Regions from separate parts of the Homo sapiens genome. Here region 1 is linked to region 2. Evidence: read pairs that join two places in POLR2A ChIA-PET (ENCODE). Cell type or tissue: CD4-positive, alpha-beta T cell. All regions are shown on one strand. Links, peaks and the distances in the headings refer to the core of each region. The heading gives the core; the rest is flanking DNA. Region 1 overlaps SGSM3 (small G protein signaling modulator 3). Region 2 overlaps TNRC6B (trinucleotide repeat containing adaptor 6B).

Region 1 (8,343 bases), core at 2,014-7,013, 90 kb after region 2:
GATGGGGACTCTAAATATAGACTCCAGGCCTCGGGCCACACGTTTTCAGGTGGTCTGGCATGAAGTTTCCCAGCTGGATTTGATGTCCCGGCTCCACACTGGCTGGGAGCTGACCCTGAAGGGAGGAGGGTGACCTTGATCAGGAACACAAGGAATCCCCATTTCTGGGGGAGAAGCCCGCCTGGGGTCTGCCTCCCTCCCAGGGTGTCACAAGGTCTTGTTATTGTGGGTGCCGATGGCTGCCTGACAGATCGAGAAGGACCTGCTCCGCACCATGCCCAGCAACGCCTGCTTCGCCAGCATGGGTAGCATCGGGGTGCCCCGCCTGCGCAGGGTGCTCCGGGCCCTGGCCTGGCTCTACCCAGAGATCGGCTACTGCCAGGGCACCGGCATGGTGAGCACAGCCCCAGAAAGGGCAGTGGCAGCCCCAGGACCCCCTCCAGGACCCTAACAAGGAGTGGCCTCCCGCTACGGGGCAGTAGCCCCAGGGCCTCCTCCAGGACCCCTAACAAGGAGTGGCCTCCCACTCCGGGGCGTCCCCAAGGAGATCGGGGCAGCTGCACGTTATGCAAGCAGAGGCGCTCCCCAAGGGATGTGAAAGTGAGGCAGGCCAAGGAAAGCAGCCCAGGGAAGGCCTGGGTTCCAGCATGCGTGCCCCCCAAGAGGCTTTTGCTAATTGGTCTCCCTAGGGTAGGGGCACCTTTTCTAATCTGCACAAAGACCTGGGTAGAAGGCCCTTGTCCCTGTGCCCTGGCCAGGTGGCCGCCTGCCTCCTGCTGTTCCTGGAGGAGGAGGACGCCTTCTGGATGATGTCTGCCATCATCGAGGACCTGCTCCCCGCCTCCTACTTCAGCACCACCCTGCTGGGTGTCCAGACTGACCAGCGGGTCCTGCGCCACCTCATTGTCCAGTACCTGCCTCGCCTGGACAAGCTGCTCCAGGAGCATGACATTGGTAAGGCGCCCCTGAGCCACTGGCTCCCATTCTGCAGCTTGGAGGACTCAGGCGGGTGGCCGAGTGGGGATAGGGCACAGCCCCCCAACCATGGTCTTTGTCGCTCTTTTGTTCTCTGGTGTTCCCTGCCCCCTCCCCTCCTTTGCTCTTAAGCAGGGAGGACCTTGCTGCAGTTCCGGGGAGGGAGGTTTCCACCACCTCCTCCCCAGCGGCTTTGGCTCCTGTGTTTACAGAGCTGTCCCTGATCACACTGCACTGGTTCCTCACGGCCTTCGCCAGCGTGGTGGACATCAAGCTGCTCCTGCGCATCTGGGACCTGTTTTTCTACGAGGGCTCCCGGGTGCTGTTCCAGCTCACGCTGGGCATGCTGCACCTCAAGGTGCTCCACGGCCCCACTTCAGGCTGAGGAGTAGGCACCCGAGATGGGGGGCAGGGGAGCAAGAGACCTCCCTGGGCCAGGCAAGACCAGCCCCCTGGCCCCTGACAACTGTGCCAAGGCAAACGGGTCCCTGAGGATGGGGGTTGGGGTCAGCTCAGTGCCACGTCCCTGCAATGACAACCTTCTTCCCCCATCCTGCCCTGGCATGGCCCAGGAGGAAGAGCTGATCCAGTCAGAGAACTCGGCCTCCATCTTCAACACGCTATCGGATATCCCGTCGCAGATGGAGGACGCGGAGCTGCTTCTGGGGGTGGCCATGCGGCTGGCCGGCTCCCTCACCGATGTGGCCGTGGAGACTCAGCGCCGCAAGCACCTGGCCTATCTCATTGCAGACCAGGGCCAGCTCCTGGGGGCCGGCACCCTCACCAACCTCTCTCAGGTGGCCCAGGATGGGGGGCCGCACCTTGACCCACAGCACACGGGGAGGAGGGGTCACCTTGAAGTTCAGAGCGCGGGGGCTGCGGAAAACAAACCAGCCCTTCCTGCTCTGCCCCCCAGCCTGGCCCAGTCAGACCACAGCTGTGGGGTGATCCAGGCCTCCTCAGGCTTTGTGCACCTCAGGTTCTGATCCTGGCACGGTTTGGGAGGAAGGCAGACCCAGCTCTGATTATCTGTTTTCAATTCTTGGAGCCAGCGTCAGAGGCTATTTCAGATGAGACAGTATAAGCCAAGGGCTGGTGGGTTCTCTTCCTCCCGGGGCCAGGACCACCCTGACCCACTCCTCTTGGTGCAGGTTGTTCGCCGCAGGACCCAGCGGAGGAAGTCCACCATCACTGCTCTGCTCTTCGGTGAGAGCTCTGCGAGTGCCAGGCAGTGTGGGCATGCGGGAGTCTGTCCTCACGCTCATGTGGACGTGGAGCTTCCTCCTCGGGGGCCTGGAGTGGGCTGTGGTCACCATGGTTCTCTGGGCCTCCTAGGGGAGGATGACCTGGAGGCACTCAAGGCCAAGAACATCAAGCAGACGGAACTGGTGGCTGACCTCCGGGAAGCCATCCTGCGCGTGGCACGCCACTTCCAGTGCACAGACCCCAAAAACTGCAGCGTGGTGAGTCGCCAGCTCCCTGGGCTGCTACCAAACACGGCCCTAACTCCTCCAACCCCCTTGGTGGGCCTGTGTTCACTGTGGCAGGAGCTGACTCCAGACTATAGCATGGAGAGCCACCAGCGGGACCACGAGAACTACGTGGCGTGCTCACGCAGCCACCGGCGCCGAGCCAAGGCCCTGCTGGACTTTGAGCGGCACGACGACGACGAGCTGGGCTTCCGCAAGAACGACATCATCACAGTGCGTGGGGGCGCTGGACTACCAGGTCCTCAGGCTGTGGCGGGTTCCCCAGACTCCCTCCACCAAGCCCCACCCCAACCCCTTTCCCTGCCAAGAGCTTCTCTTGTGAAGATGTAGGGGTCTTGGCCTGGCCTAGTTGCTGAGGAGTCATATCGGGGGTGCAGGAGGCGCTGGCCCAGGGCACCCAGCTTTGGTTCCTGCTGTTTTTCCTCCTGTGCAGATCGTGTCTCAGAAGGACGAGCACTGCTGGGTGGGGGAGCTCAACGGCCTGCGAGGTGGGGTCCTTGGTCTGCTCTTGAGCTGGGAGAGGGAGGAGGGGGTGGGCACAGAAGACTTGGGTGACCCTGGCCGCCACCAAGCTGTTCTCCTCTATACACCTGCCTGGCTTGAGGTCCCTGAAGCAGCTGAGCCGGCTTCCCACTGCCTCAGCCTGCCTGCAGGCTGTGTCTGCTCTGTCCTCGGCCCTCGTGGTTGCTCCTTACAGGGCCTGTTTTTCCCACAGGCTGGTTTCCAGCCAAGTTCGTGGAAGTCCTGGATGAGCGCAGCAAAGAGGTGAGGGGGGTGGGCGGGCTAGGCACGGCTGGCACCCTTCTAGCCAGGGCCTGCGTGCCTAGCGAGTCCTGGCCTGTAGCATGGCAGAGAGGACAGAGGAGGGTGACTGGCTGCAGGCGTCAGGCAGGGCTTTCTCAGACCCATCCCTCCCATCAGTACTCCATCGCGGGGGATGACTCGGTGACGGAGGGGGTCACAGACCTCGTGCGAGGGACCCTCTGCCCGGCCCTTAAGGCCCTGTTCGAACATGGACTGAAGAAGCCATCCCTGCTTGGGGGCGCCTGCCACCCCTGGCTGTTTATCGAGGAGGTAAGTCAGTGGCTGGGCCCATGACCCCCACCCTGCACCAGCCCTGCTGTGCCCCCTAGTACCCATCTTAGGTCCTTCCTGCCCCACAGAGAGGATGGGAAGAGCTGGCAGCGTGGTGACAGGTGCCCAGTCGGCCCCAAGGGCTTTGAACCAGCATCTTCCTGTCCCTGCACTCACACCGTGTGCTGTCCCCACAGGCTGCAGGCCGGGAGGTCGAGAGAGACTTTGCCTCCGTGTATTCCCGTCTGGTGCTCTGTAAGACCTTCAGGTAACTCGGCCCGGGTTCTTCTGGTGGGGTCACCAGCAGTGGGAGGGCGGGGCCTGACCCAGCCCCGGCACCCCAGGAGCTTTGGTGTCCCCTCAGGTTGGATGAAGATGGCAAAGTCCTGACCCCGGAGGAGCTGCTCTACCGGGTAAGGGGGCCTCCTCTGCCAGACCCTAGAGACCTCTCTGGGGTTAGCCTGTGGGGGAGCCTGAGTGACAGCTGACGGTGCCGTTCCCAGGCTGTGCAGTCTGTGAACGTGACCCACGATGCAGTGCATGCACAAATGGATGTGAAGCTCCGCTCACTGATCTGCGTGGGGCTCAAGTGAGTGTGGAAAAGGGGTTGGAGGAGAGCCCTGGAGTGGGGGGACCCAGCCCAGCATCAGGGGGGGTCCTTACAGGGAACCCTAAAGGACAAAGAACCTCAGGGGCTCAGGTCCTTCCCCAAAGAGGGTGGTCTGGGAGCTGCTGAGAGACAGGTCAGAGGCTTCCACCGTGGCTGCAGCCAGAAGGGCCTGGAGCTGCCCCTGCTCCCCACTCCTGGCCATGTCCCCAGTGAGCAGGTGCTGCACCTGTGGCTGGAGGTGCTCTGCTCCAGCCTGCCCACCGTGGAGAAGTGGTACCAGCCCTGGTCCTTCCTGCGCAGCCCGGGCTGGGTCCAGATCAAGTGTGAGCTCCGGTGAGGACCTTACTGGGCTTGGGGGATGGAGGTGGGGTGGGAAGGGCTAGCTGGGGGTGACAAGAGCCTTACCACCCCTTCCTCACCTCTAGAGTCCTCTGCTGCTTTGCCTTCAGCCTCTCCCAGGACTGGGAGCTCCCTGCGAAGAGAGAGGTGGGTGGTGTGGGCCTCGTAGGGCCTGCACTGATGGAGCTGCCCAAACCGTTCGCGGGGTGGCTAAGGTGGGAACCCGAAGTGCTGGTGTCAGCGGTTAGGAACTACCCCAGCCATGCCCAAGGCCTGTGAGGTGAGGGGCTGCCCTGTTTGCAGGCGCAGCAGCCCCTGAAGGAGGGCGTCCGGGACATGCTGGTGAAGCACCACCTCTTCAGCTGGGATGTGGACGGGTGACCCCCTCCTCCCCAGCCCAACCTCGGGCCTGCGTCTGAGGTGGCCCAGGACCCCAAGCTGCAGAGCCCAGGGAAGAGCAGCTCCAGAGCCCTGGCCGGGGCCGCGGGATATCAATATCAGGCTGCCCCACTCCACGTTCCCCAGCACATCCCAGGTGGTGGGAGCAGAGGGTACCCTGCCCCACCAGGGTCCTTAGGGATGCTCTAGGCCAAACCACAGTTTGTACCAAAAACCTTGTGAGGAGGTGGGGGAGCCATGTCTGTGCTCAGGAAGAGGGAAGGGGATGGGGGTGGCTAGTAGGCTCCTGGCCTCTTTGGTTTATAAATAAACTGTGTCTGTCTTTGAGAAAGCACCTACCTGTCTTCTGTGCAGCTAGGGCTGCAGAGCTGTATTCAGGTCCAAGGTTCTGCCCTTCCTTGAGTGGTCTAGAAGGCACTGCGTGGCCCCTCAGATGCTGGGACACAACAGACCCGGGACCCAGCTGTGCTACCCACCCCTTCCATGGACTGAATAAGATGGACTAACAGGCCTGTGTTTTTGTGTTTATTTTAAAAAGTTCACACACCTTCCCCATCTTTGTCCCAGCACTGGTTTTGGTGACTCCACCCCTACTCCCCTATGAGTCAGCCCAGAATGTGAAGCCAGTGGCCCCAGGGCAGGAGATGGCCACCCCTCAGCCCCACCGCAGGGTGAAGCTGGGCCCGAAGCTCCTCCTGTCCTAGGGCCACGCTGGCTGCAGTGAGGCGGCGGGGACGGAATGTGAGTGGGTGGAGAGCTCCTGGCAGGAAGGCCAGGTAGCACCTCTGCCCTCATGGCACTGATAAGGAGCCAGGAAGCAGGGCAGGTGGGGCATAGGCCGTGGCAGGGTACCTACATGTCAATCACACGTGATGGGTGGGCCTGGGTAGCTGCATGCCAGACTGGGCACCAGACTGTGGCACACAGCTCAAGGGTAACCTTGCATCCAGGCCCTTCTGTGAGAGTAGGATGGGAGGGAGTTGCACCCATCTCCTGTCCGCCCCCCCCCAAAAATATATATGTATGTCGATATATAATATAGAGGTATATACACCTGTACATAAAATTGTTGCCACCAACCACTAAATGGTTACACTACACCAAGACACTAAAATGGCAGGGAGCCCTGGGATCCTGGGGTTGGCAGACACAGGGAATAGGGGGTAGAGGCCCAGGCTAATTTCTCCCTTCACAGCAAAGCAGGGAGAGAAAGGAAGGAGATTCACCCCTTAACCTGTCTCAGCCCTGGGTCAGAAGAGAAGCCTCCCGCCTGGCCAGGCTTCACCTACCTTAGCCAAATTGTAGCCAGACAGACAGTGCCCCCTGACCTCAAAAAAGGAGGTCAAGCTGAAATGGCCCTGACCCTGACCGTGTGTCCAAAACCCCAGCGTGAGAGCCAGGGCTGCTTCTTGACAGCTGCTCTCCTCTGCCCTGCGTGGCACTGAACCAGGAGTAAGGGCTTCTCTGTTCTAGCCTCCCAGGGAAGGGAAAAAGCAGGGGCTGTGATTGTCAAGACTCACAACCATGTGGAGAGGCCGAATCACGCAGGAGAGCCACGCATTGGAGTACCCTGGCTCCCAGCCCCTTCCCCACCCCGTCTTGAGCCAGAGAGCTACAAGCAGGAATCCCAGTGCAGCTGCAAATCATGGCCATCGAGGAAGTCTGTGGAGAAGAGGCTGGGGGCTGTGGTGCTGAGGGGGGCTAGGCTCAGCACGGGACCACCTGACGACAGCTCCAGCCAGTCCATGCTGTCCAGGTGGCCATCAGCCAGGTCCAGGCCCATGGTGCTGCTGGGCTCAGGAACAAAGTGCAATTCCGAGGTGTCCATGGGTGACGGGGGGTGGTCCAGGATGGCAGTGCTGCTCAGCATCTGGCTATGGAGGTCGTCAATGAGGGAAAGGGGCTCTGGCCCGTCATGCCCACTGGTCAGCAGGGGCAGCCCCGTGCTGCTCTCCAGGAAGTCCTCCAGGCGTCCAGGGAGGGAGGGTGAGCCTGGAGGAGGTGGGGCAGCCTGGGGGAGCTCAGCAGAAGGTGATGGCTGTGCTGCCAGGGGGGACCCACAGACTGTCTTCGGGGATGGCTTCTCCTTCCCTGGCAGGGATGGCGGCTCCTTGAAATCTGCTGAAATTTCTGCCAATCAATCAAGAGAGTAAATGGATATCAGAAGCCAAGCCTGTATATCTACATGCAAAAGAATGAAGGTGGACCCCCCAACGTCACACCATTTACAAAAATAAAACGGATCAAAGACTTACTTAAATGTAAGAGCTAAGACTATAAAACTCTTTAAAAATATTTGCAAATCACATATTTGATAAAGAAGTGATATCCGGAATACACAGAGAACTTCTAAAACTCAACAACAAAAAACCAAACTTGACTCAAGAATAGGTAAAAGAAAGATTTGAACAGACATTTTTCCAAAGATGATATACAAATGGCCAACAGCACATGAAAAGAGCTCAATATCACTAGTCATGAGGGAGACCACAGTGAGATACACCTCAAACCCACTGGAGTGGCTACTGTAAAATTAAATTTTTAAGAAAGTATTGGTGAGGATACAGAGAAACTGGAGCCCTTGTGCCCTGTGGTAGAAATGCAAAATGGTGCAGCTGCTATGAAAAACAGTATGGAGGTTCCTCCAACACTTACTTACTTAAAAATAGAATTACCATATGATCTAGCAATTCCACTGCTGGGCATATACCCAAAAGAATTGGAAGCAGGGTCTCAGGTATTTGTACACAGGTGTTGATAAGTGCATTCACAACAGTAGAATGTGGAAGCAACCTATGTCCATCAATGGATGAAGGAAGTGATACTATGCTTAGTGCAACAGCCTGTCACAAAAGACAATTCATGATTGCACTTAGTCAAAATCATAGAGACAGAAAGTAGAATGGCAGTTGCTACAGGCTGGCGGAAGGGCCAAATGGGAAGTTACTGTTTAATGGGGATAGTTTCAGTTTTACGAGATCAAAAGAAAGGGAGATGGATGGCAGTGATGGCTGTACACATTATGAATGTATTTAATACCACTGAACCATACACTTAAAAATGGTTAGTTACAATGGGCTGGGTGCAGTGGCTCACGTCTGTAATCCCAGCACTTTGGGAGGCCAAGTGGGGTGGATTACTTGAGGTCAGGAGTTCGAGACCAGCCAGGCTAACATGGTGAAACCCCGACCTCTACTAAAAATACAAAAATTAGCCGGGCACGGTGGTGCACGCCTGTAATCCCAGCTACTCAGGAGGCTGAGGTAGGAGAATGGCTTGAACCCGGGAGGCGGAGGTTGCAGTGAGCCAAGATTGCACCACTGCACTCCAACACTGGGAAACAGAGTGACACCCTGTCTCAAAAAAAAAAAAAAAAAAAAAAAAAAAGGTTATGATGGGTTGGGCACAGTGGCTCACACCTGTCATGCCAGCACTTGGGAGGCTGGGACAGGAGGA
Region 2 (8,343 bases), core at 1,710-6,709:
CACAAAGAGGTCTTCCCAAGAGAGGAAGTCATGGTTGTCTGCTTTTTCTTCTGGTAGAGGAAAAGGTACCTCTTGAGTGAGTGAAAGTCGCAGTCAGTATAAGGCAAAGGGACAGATGGAGTAAAATGAGTAAAAATGGCAGAGTGAGAACACTGGGAGGAAAATACTGTCTTGCAAATCAGGCATAAAAGTGCATAGGAGTCAGGGACCAGTAGAAGAGAAAAAGAAGGTCAGAGTCCAGTGGAAAAGAGAATTTATAAAAGCAGAGAAGAAATGTGAGCTACATGAAAATCTTTCTCCCTCATGGCTTTTCTTGTTTTTGTTTTATTTCTCTTCCTAACCATTTTTCTGGTTGCTCATAGCCTCTACCTGGAGTGATGGTGGCTCAGTTCGTCCTAGTTACTGGCTGGTTCTTCACAATCTCACCCCACAGGTAATTATGCTTTCTCGCAGTTTTCTAGATAGGACTTGATTGTATTAAGAGAGAGGGAAAGGTTGGGCATGGTGGCTCATGCCTGTAATCCAAGCACTTTGGGAGGCCGAGGCGGGTGCATCACGAGGTCAGGAGATCAAGACCATCCTGGCTAACATGGTGAAACCCCGTCTCTACTAAAAATACAAAAAATTAGCTGAGCATGGTGGCGGGCGCCTGTAGTCCCAGCTACTCGGGAGGCTGAGGCAGGATAACGGCGTGAACCCGGGAGGCGGAGCTTGCAGTGAGCCAAGATTGCGCTAGTGCACTCCAGCCTGGGCGACAGAGTGAGACTCCATCTCAAAAAAAAAAACAAAAAAAAAAGAGGTAAAGATGGGGGTTGGTTTCTCACACCTGTAATCCCAGCACCTTGGGAGGCCAAGGCGAGAGGATTGCTTGAAGCCAGGAGTCTGAAATCAGTCCAAGCAATATGAGACCCTGTTTCTACAAAAAATTAAAAATTAGCCAGGCATGGTGGCACACAGCTGCTCAGGAGGCTGAGGTGGGAGGATCACTTGAGCCCAGAATTGCATTGCATTGCACTCCAGGTTGGGCAATAGTGCAAGACCCTTTCTCAAAAAGGAGAGAGAGGGAAATAGATGTGGGAGGCTGGCAGATATGAAAGTTCATCTCCTGATCACTGCAAAGAGGTCTTGACTACAGGAGTGGGTGTCCCCTCCCCACCCAAGGTTCACAGTCTACTTCTGGAGAAGGGTTGATGCTGGCCACTAGGCTTCATGCCTGCCTTCAAGATGATGATAACACATACAGTTTACAAAAGTGAAAGTTAGTTTTATAAGCTAGTTCATAAAACTAGGTAAAACCCACTAGAGAGTGGGTTTCTGCAGATCTTACGGGGCAGAGAAAGAGAAAAAAACAAACAGAGTAGGGTGGTATTTTCTGGTGATTTCTGTGTAGTAGACACGATTTGCTATACAAATGTGCATGTTAGTATCTGGAACCTAGTGGAAAAGGGAGTATTTTAAGGACACCCAAAAGCTACCTGTTTCTGTGTTAATCCTCCAAGAAGACCTGAACCTATACTTCCTATCCCTGAAAGTGTCTTCCCTTCTCAACTAAGTTCTTTGTTTCTTAATATGGATCTCATGCATCATTTAGTTACAAAACCTCAGTATTTTCTCCCTCTTAAAACATATTAACCATTTTTGTGCTCTGTAAATAATTAACCATCCATCTCTCCAGTGGAAGAGATCATTTGACTTCATAGTTTATAAATGCTACATGGGGCCAGTCGCAGTGGCTCACGCCTGTAATCCCAGCACTTTGGGAGGCCAAGGTGGATGGATCACGAGGTCAAGAGGTCGAGACCATCCTGGCCAACATGGTGAAACCCCGTCTTTACTGAAAATACACAAATTAGCTGGGCGTAGTGGCACACGCCTGTAGTCCCAGCTACTCGGGAGGCTGAGGCAGGAGAATCACTTGAACCTAGGAGGCAGAGGTTGCAGTGAGCTGAGATTGCACCACTGCACTCCAGCCTGGCGACAGAGCGAGACTCCATCTGAAAAAATAAAAAAAAGCTACATGGGTGTGTTTAACTCTCCGTCTATTATCCTCTTCACGTGTAGATGGCATTACTATAATTTGCTCTCATCAGACCATATCCGCTAGGTGGTTTTCTATTGGAGGAGCTTCATTTGCACCAAGCCACTCTGCCTTTCACCTTGGTTGCTAGATAACTGAGGTATTTGCAGAAGCATTATGTTGAGCACCTGAACGAGGTTAAATGGGCTCATCAAAACTGAGTCCATCACAACCTTTACAACACCTTGTTAAAAGGAGTCTGTTATGCCTCCTGTTTTTGACATACAAAATGCATTCTCTGGCATTTAATTCATATATGGATTCATGCACACTTTATTAAGCCAACATTTTCCAGAGTGTTGTCATGAGATATGATTAGGTCTCTGGCCTAATATGTTTGACATGTATACTTGGTTAAACAAAACTAAGCAGATTTTTTCACTTTGAGACTTCTTAGGCCTTTTAATACGCTAACACATATTATGATTCTCTGTGGGGAAATACATCTCCTAAATACATTTGCCCATTTGTAGGGAGTAAATCACAGGACTCGTATTTCAAGATGCACATTGAGGTAAACAATTTCCTAAATACAGTTAACATGAGGGAGAGTGTGGGTCAGCTCTTAATCTCTGTATCTAATCAACTCAGCTCAAAGTTCCAAGTTACGGCCGGGCACGGTGGCTCACACCTGTAATCCCAGCACTTTGGGAGGCCGAGGCGGGCAGATCACAAGGTCAGGCAATCGAGACCATCCTGGCTAACATGGTGAAACCCCATCTTTACTAAAAATACAAAAAATTAGCCGGGTGTGGTGGTGAGCACCTGTAGTCCCAGCTACTTGGGAGGCTGTGGCGGGAGAATGGCATGAATCTGGGAGGCGGAGCTTGGAGTGAGCCGAGATTGCGCCACTGCACTCCAGCCTGGGAGACAGAGCGAGACTTCATCTCAGAGAAAAAAAAATTTTTTTTTTAAGTTCCAAGTTATTTCTTTAGCAAATAGTTGACTGAAATATGAAGAATCTTGTATGACCATCCTCAAAACTATGTATACCTCCTATTTTCTAAGAGTTGTCACACAATGTGATTATGTTATGATGAGATTGAGAGAAGCAGTAAGAGATGCACTGTTTTGAAAGAAGCCTGGGCAGGCCAATCGGCTGTTCACTTGTTCTATCTTATGAAAAATGCTGGCCAGATGTGGTGGCTCATGCCTGTAATCCCAACACTTTTGGGAGGCTGAGGCAGGTGGATCACCTGAGGTCAGGAGTTCCAGACCAGCCTGGCCAACATGGCGAAACCCCATCTCTACTAAAAAGACAAAAATTAGCCGGGTATGGTGGTGGGTGTCTGTAGTCCCACCTCAGTCGGGAAGCTGAGGCAGGAGAATCGCTTGAACCCGGGGGTGAAGGCTGCAGTGAGCTGAGATCGCACCACTGCACTCCAGCCTGGGTAACAGAGCGAGACGCTGTTTCAAAGAAAAAAATGTTAATTATACACATACATCCATATAAAATGAATATGGGGGTGGCCGTGTTTGGGTTAGAACTAATTTTAAAATGAAAGCTTCCTAAAAGCAGACTAATCTCTATCATAGCTTAAAAGGTTATAAGAGCAAGTCACCTGCTCTCCAGCCTGGGTGACAGAAGAGTGAGACCCCCCCCATCTCTGAATTTAAAAAAAAAAAAGCAAATCTTGATACAATTGTCACCCCCTTACCCATGATTTCTTACCCTTGGTCAAACCATAGTCAAAAAATATTAAGATGTTTTTAGAGAAAGACCACATTCACATAACTTACAGTATGTTGTTATAACTTTTCTTTTCTTTTTTTTTTTTTTTTTTTGAGACAGAGTCTTGTTCTGTCGCTCAGACTGGAGTGTGCAGTGGCGCGATCTCCGCTCACTGCAAGCTCCGCCTCCCGGGTTAATGCGGTTCTCATGTCTCAGCCTCCAAGTAGCTGGGACTACAGGCGCCAGCCACAATGCCTGGCTAATTTTTTTGTGTTTTTAGTAGAGATGGGTTTCACCATGTTAGCCAGGATGGTCTTGATCTCCTGACCTCGTGATCTGCCCACCTCAGTCTTCCAAAGTGCTGGGATTACAGGCGTGAGCCACCGCACCTGGCAACTTTTCTATTTTAGTCTCTTACTGTGCCTAATTTGTAAATTAAACTTTGTCTTAGGTATGTATGTATAGGAAAAACATAGTATACTTAGAGTTCGGTACTATTGGTGGTTTCAGGCCTCCACTGGGGGGCCTTGGAAGGTGTTCCCCTCAGATAAAAGGGGACTACTTTATCTGGATAATGTTTCTTTCATCACCTAAAATTTATCTAGAGAGCATCTATCCTAAAAAGTCTGTTGTGGCATATGCTGACATGCTTGTGTAATCTATTGTTACTTATAAAACAATGCTAAGAGCATTTCTGTGATCATTTTCTGCAAAGAACTACAGAGAAACTGCCTGTTTTCATCCTGCAGGGTGTCTACCACTGCCACCAGTAGTACAGCTTTTTAATCTATTCAATAGTAATCTGTTTATCTTCCAAAGAAATGAACTGAAATGGTGGACTGATCTTAAATACCTATTTAAGATCTTGATGGGACAGGCGCGGTGGCTCATGCCTGTAATCCCAGCACTTTGGGAGGCTGAGGCGAGTGGATCACAAGGTCAGGAGATCAAGACCATCCTGGCCAACATGGTGAAACCCTGTCTCTATTAAAAATACAAAAATTAGCCGGGAGTTGTGGTGTGCGCCTGTAATTCCACCTACTCAGGATGCTGAGGCAGGAGAATCGCTTGAACCTGGGAGGTGGAGGTTGCAGTGAGTCGAGATTGTGCCACTGCACTCCAGCCTGGGCAACAGAGCAAGGCTCTGTCTCAAAACTAAATAAGTAAAAAGATCTTGATGCAAAATAAGTTAATCAGAGTGAATAAGTTTGTTCATCCAACTCATAGGTTAGGAAAATTGTCCCTAATCGCTGAAGATCTTAAGTGGTGAAAGTCTAACTGGGGTGAGGGGTACAGCCTTTGGTCAAAATGCCTGATGTCAGCACAGGACATAGAGAAGTAGGCAGAAATAGTCTCACCTTGAGATGGGCAAAGTAGGGGTAAGACAGTGTTAGAATAGGCTATGAACCAGGTCAGCCATCAGCATTTTAAATAATCAGATGTTTAGTAGTGCTTTTCTTGTCTGTGTCTTTCTCTTTACAGAGGAATACATGAGCAGTGATGCTAAGAATGTTAACTTACATTCTTACATGGATACCATCTCATTTTTGTCCTTTTTTGACTCTACAAGTTAACACTCCCACCTGTTTATCTCTTAAAACAGACCATAGGCTGAATCATATGCTTTTGTTTTGAGCTGCATTTATGGAAACTATTTGCAAAATGGGCACACTAGGTCTCAGCCAGTGCTTTGAATATCTTAAAATGTACCTTTTCCACCCCACCTCCAGTCTTTATCTCATGAATGTCATTACTCCTTAGATTGATGGGTCAACCTTGAGAACGATCTGCATGCAGCATGGCCCACTGCTGACATTCCATCTGAATCTAACCCAGGGCACTGCCCTGATCCGATACAGCACCAAACAGGAGGCGGCCAAGGCCCAAACTGCACTGCACATGTGAGTATTCGGTCCTACACCCACGTAGACAAACATGCATGAAGATGCACCCGTGAGTATTCTGGCAGCTGCTGAATTAAAGATGCACCAGAACATATACGAAGAATGGCACCGTCACACGTGCATCTGCAAGTCTCGAGTGTGGAGAGTGTGGAGGTGCCGGGTCTTTTCCACCAAAGCTTGGATTGTCCTGTATATATCAGAGGCCAGTCGTCAGAATTCCAAACGTAAATAATTTGTGAAGTAGTGAGTAAATTCTAAGTAACATAAAGCTAGGGCCGGGCACAGTGGCCCATGCCTGTAATCCCAGCACTTTGGGAGGCCAAGGCGGGCAGATCACAAGGTCAGGAGATGGAGACCATCTTGGCCAACATGGTAAAACCCTGTCTCTACTAAAACACAAAAAATCAGCCAGGCGTGGGGGCGCATGCCTGTAGTCCCAGCTACTGGGAAGGTTGAGGCAGGGGAATCGCTTGAACCTGGGAAGCAGAGGTTGCAGTGAGCTGAGATCATGCCACTGCCCTCCAGCCTGGTGACAGAGCAAGATTCCATCTCAAAAAAGAAAAAAAACACACAGCTAATAGAATTGCCATTGTTTTTCATAATAGAATCTAGCTGCTTACTCCAGCCTCTTTGCAGATGATGAAATATTGTGGTCTTGGGGGGTAGCAGGGTCTTTGCTTAAATTAGGTGGCGCTAGATCAGACTTTGCCCATCCCCTTCCCTGCCACTGTCAAACTGGTGGACGGAGAAGACCTGACTGCCCTTGGCTGCAGATGCCATGACAGAAAGCCAGACACACTGCAAGCCAGGGATGAGGGGGCTCAGGCAGCGAGGAGCCCCTGAGAAAGAGCAGCACTTCCGGGGACTGAAGCCAGGTTGCTTCGATGCTTTGGGTATGGTCTCTTGCCTCATAACTCACATGGGGAAAGAAAGAGACCATATTTTTCTTTCCTTTTTATCTAAGGCTTTATTTATTTTGTTTTAGAGCAGTTTTAGGATCACAGCCAAATCGAGAGGAAGATACAAAGATTTCTGTCATATCTCCTGCTGCCACACATGAATAGCCTCCACTATTATCAACATCCTCCACCAGAGTGGTGCATTTGTCAAGATTGCTGAACCCCTCCTTATCACCAAAAGTCTGTAGTTTACATTAGAGTTCACTCGGCCTTGTACAGTATATGGTTTTGGACAAATGTATAATGACGGGTATCTACCATTACAGTATCAGAGTCCTCTGCCAGTTCAGTCATCCCTCTTAGCCCCCCACAGACACACACGTTTTTCTTGATAGCTAAGTTGTCTAGAATATATAAATTCCATACACCAAGAAATATCAGAATATAGTATTCTCTAGTAGTCCTTGGTTATCCTGAGTTTTGGTGATGCCTTGTTGGTTTACATCATTACTTCTTAATTACCTGGCGGTCTGGTTGAAATACAAGTTCTGGACCCAGAGGTCTTGGGTGGAGCTTGGACTTTGCATTCTAAAAAGCGTTCATGGATATGGCAGCTTCTAGTCAAAGGACTGCACATTGAATGTCAAGGACTGCAGTCGCTCCCTCCGTATGCTTTAGGATTTTCCTGAGATCCATAGCTCTCTTTCCCTCCCTTCTTCCAGGTGTGTGTTGGGAAACACTACCATCCTTGCTGAGTTTGCCACTGATGATGAAGTCAGCCGCTTTCTGGCACAAGCTCAGCCCCCTACACCTGCAGCAACCCCAAGTGCGCCAGCTGCGGGGTGGCAGTCGCTGGAGACCGGCCAGAACCAGTCAGATCCCGTGGGACCTGCTCTGAATCTTTTTGGTGGGTCCACTGGGCTCGGGCAGTGGAGCAGCAGCGCTGGTGGCAGCAGCGGGGCCGATCTTGCTGGCGCTTCATTGTGGGGGCCCCCAAACTATTCTTCTAGCTTATGGGGAGTCCCAACGGTGGAAGATCCCCATAGGATGGGCAGCCCTGCTCCTTTACTACCTGGTGACCTTCTGGGAGGAGGGTCGGATTCAATCTGAACTTAGAACTTTCAACTCTGACCTCGTGACCTTTTTTGGAACAGCAGCAGCACTAACTTGACCTTTTCGTTTTTTTTTTCAACTTGCAATAAATACATTTTTAAAAGGAAAAAAGAAAACGGAGAGAAAAAAAGGTGGGTCATTGACAGACTGTCTGAGCACATAGTTGCCTCCCTTATAACTTCAGTTTTTTCGTTTGGAATATGAATCCAAAAAGAGAACATATCACTCTTGAAATACTTGAATCATGAACGCCAACCTAGAAAGACAATGTGAAGCAAGTACACATACCATTTAAATTTAAACACAAAAAAATTAAAAAAATTAGTTTCTAGTTTTTCACTTTTTTCATGTTATATGGAAGTTGTTGCTAAGAAACATATATACTGAAAAAAAATAGCTTTTTAACTTTGTTTGCACTGGGTGTGTTTCCGTCCTTAGGTCTACCATGTTTGGGAGGGAGGGAAATTCAAAAGAATTGTTGGGGGAGGGGGGAGGGAAGACTTGACGGAGCCTCACTTTAAAAACAAAAACACAAAAAACCTAAAAAAAAAAAAAAGGAAAAAATTTGTGATTGGCTGGTTGATAAATACCAGTGTGTTCTGGCACATGTAACTGCCCAGGCATGCTCGTTCTGGTGTGTGTGTGCACGTGTGTTCATGTGCATTCGCGTGCATCCTT

Evidence for each region. ChIA-PET counts read pairs that join two places held together with the same protein. Peaks named below come from ENCODE experiments on the same cell type or tissue, not always from the same donor. Only the 100,000 strongest peaks of a DNase experiment are listed, where the experiment ranks them.
Region 1: POLR2A ChIA-PET joins it to region 2 with 7 read pairs; 2 of 35 experiments call an interaction of 5 or more read pairs at or near these places.

Annotation. Positions count from the first base shown.
Region 1 is chr22:40,404,891-40,413,233 of GRCh38, forward strand. SGSM3 (small G protein signaling modulator 3) reads left to right here. Exons shown (of 22, transcript NM_015705.6): 7 at 251-394; 8 at 759-954; 9 at 1,188-1,333; 10 at 1,548-1,772; 11 at 2,127-2,181; 12 at 2,311-2,438; 13 at 2,523-2,678; 14 at 2,899-2,953; 15 at 3,181-3,230; 16 at 3,387-3,539; 17 at 3,737-3,807; 18 at 3,904-3,952; 19 at 4,043-4,128; 20 at 4,360-4,482; 2 more. The coding sequence ends at 4,869. MRTFA (myocardin related transcription factor A) reads right to left here. Exons shown (of 15, transcript NM_020831.6): 15 at 5,399-7,017. The coding sequence ends at 6,500. Among named protein-coding and RNA genes, the nearest start is that of SGSM3, 38 kb to the left of the region's middle. RefSeq lists a silencer at 7,636-7,735. In CD4-positive, alpha-beta T cell, for the core only: no CTCF peak of the experiment used is centred there; no DNase peak of the experiment used is centred there.
Region 2 is chr22:40,315,580-40,323,922 of GRCh38, forward strand. It overlaps TNRC6B (trinucleotide repeat containing adaptor 6B), which reads left to right. Exons shown (of 23, transcript NM_001162501.2): 21 at 363-433; 22 at 5,511-5,650; 23 at 7,275-8,343. The coding sequence ends at 7,662. Among named protein-coding and RNA genes, the nearest start is that of ADSL, 27 kb to the right of the region's middle. In CD4-positive, alpha-beta T cell, for the core only: no CTCF peak of the experiment used is centred there; a DNase peak (open chromatin) is centred at 3,922.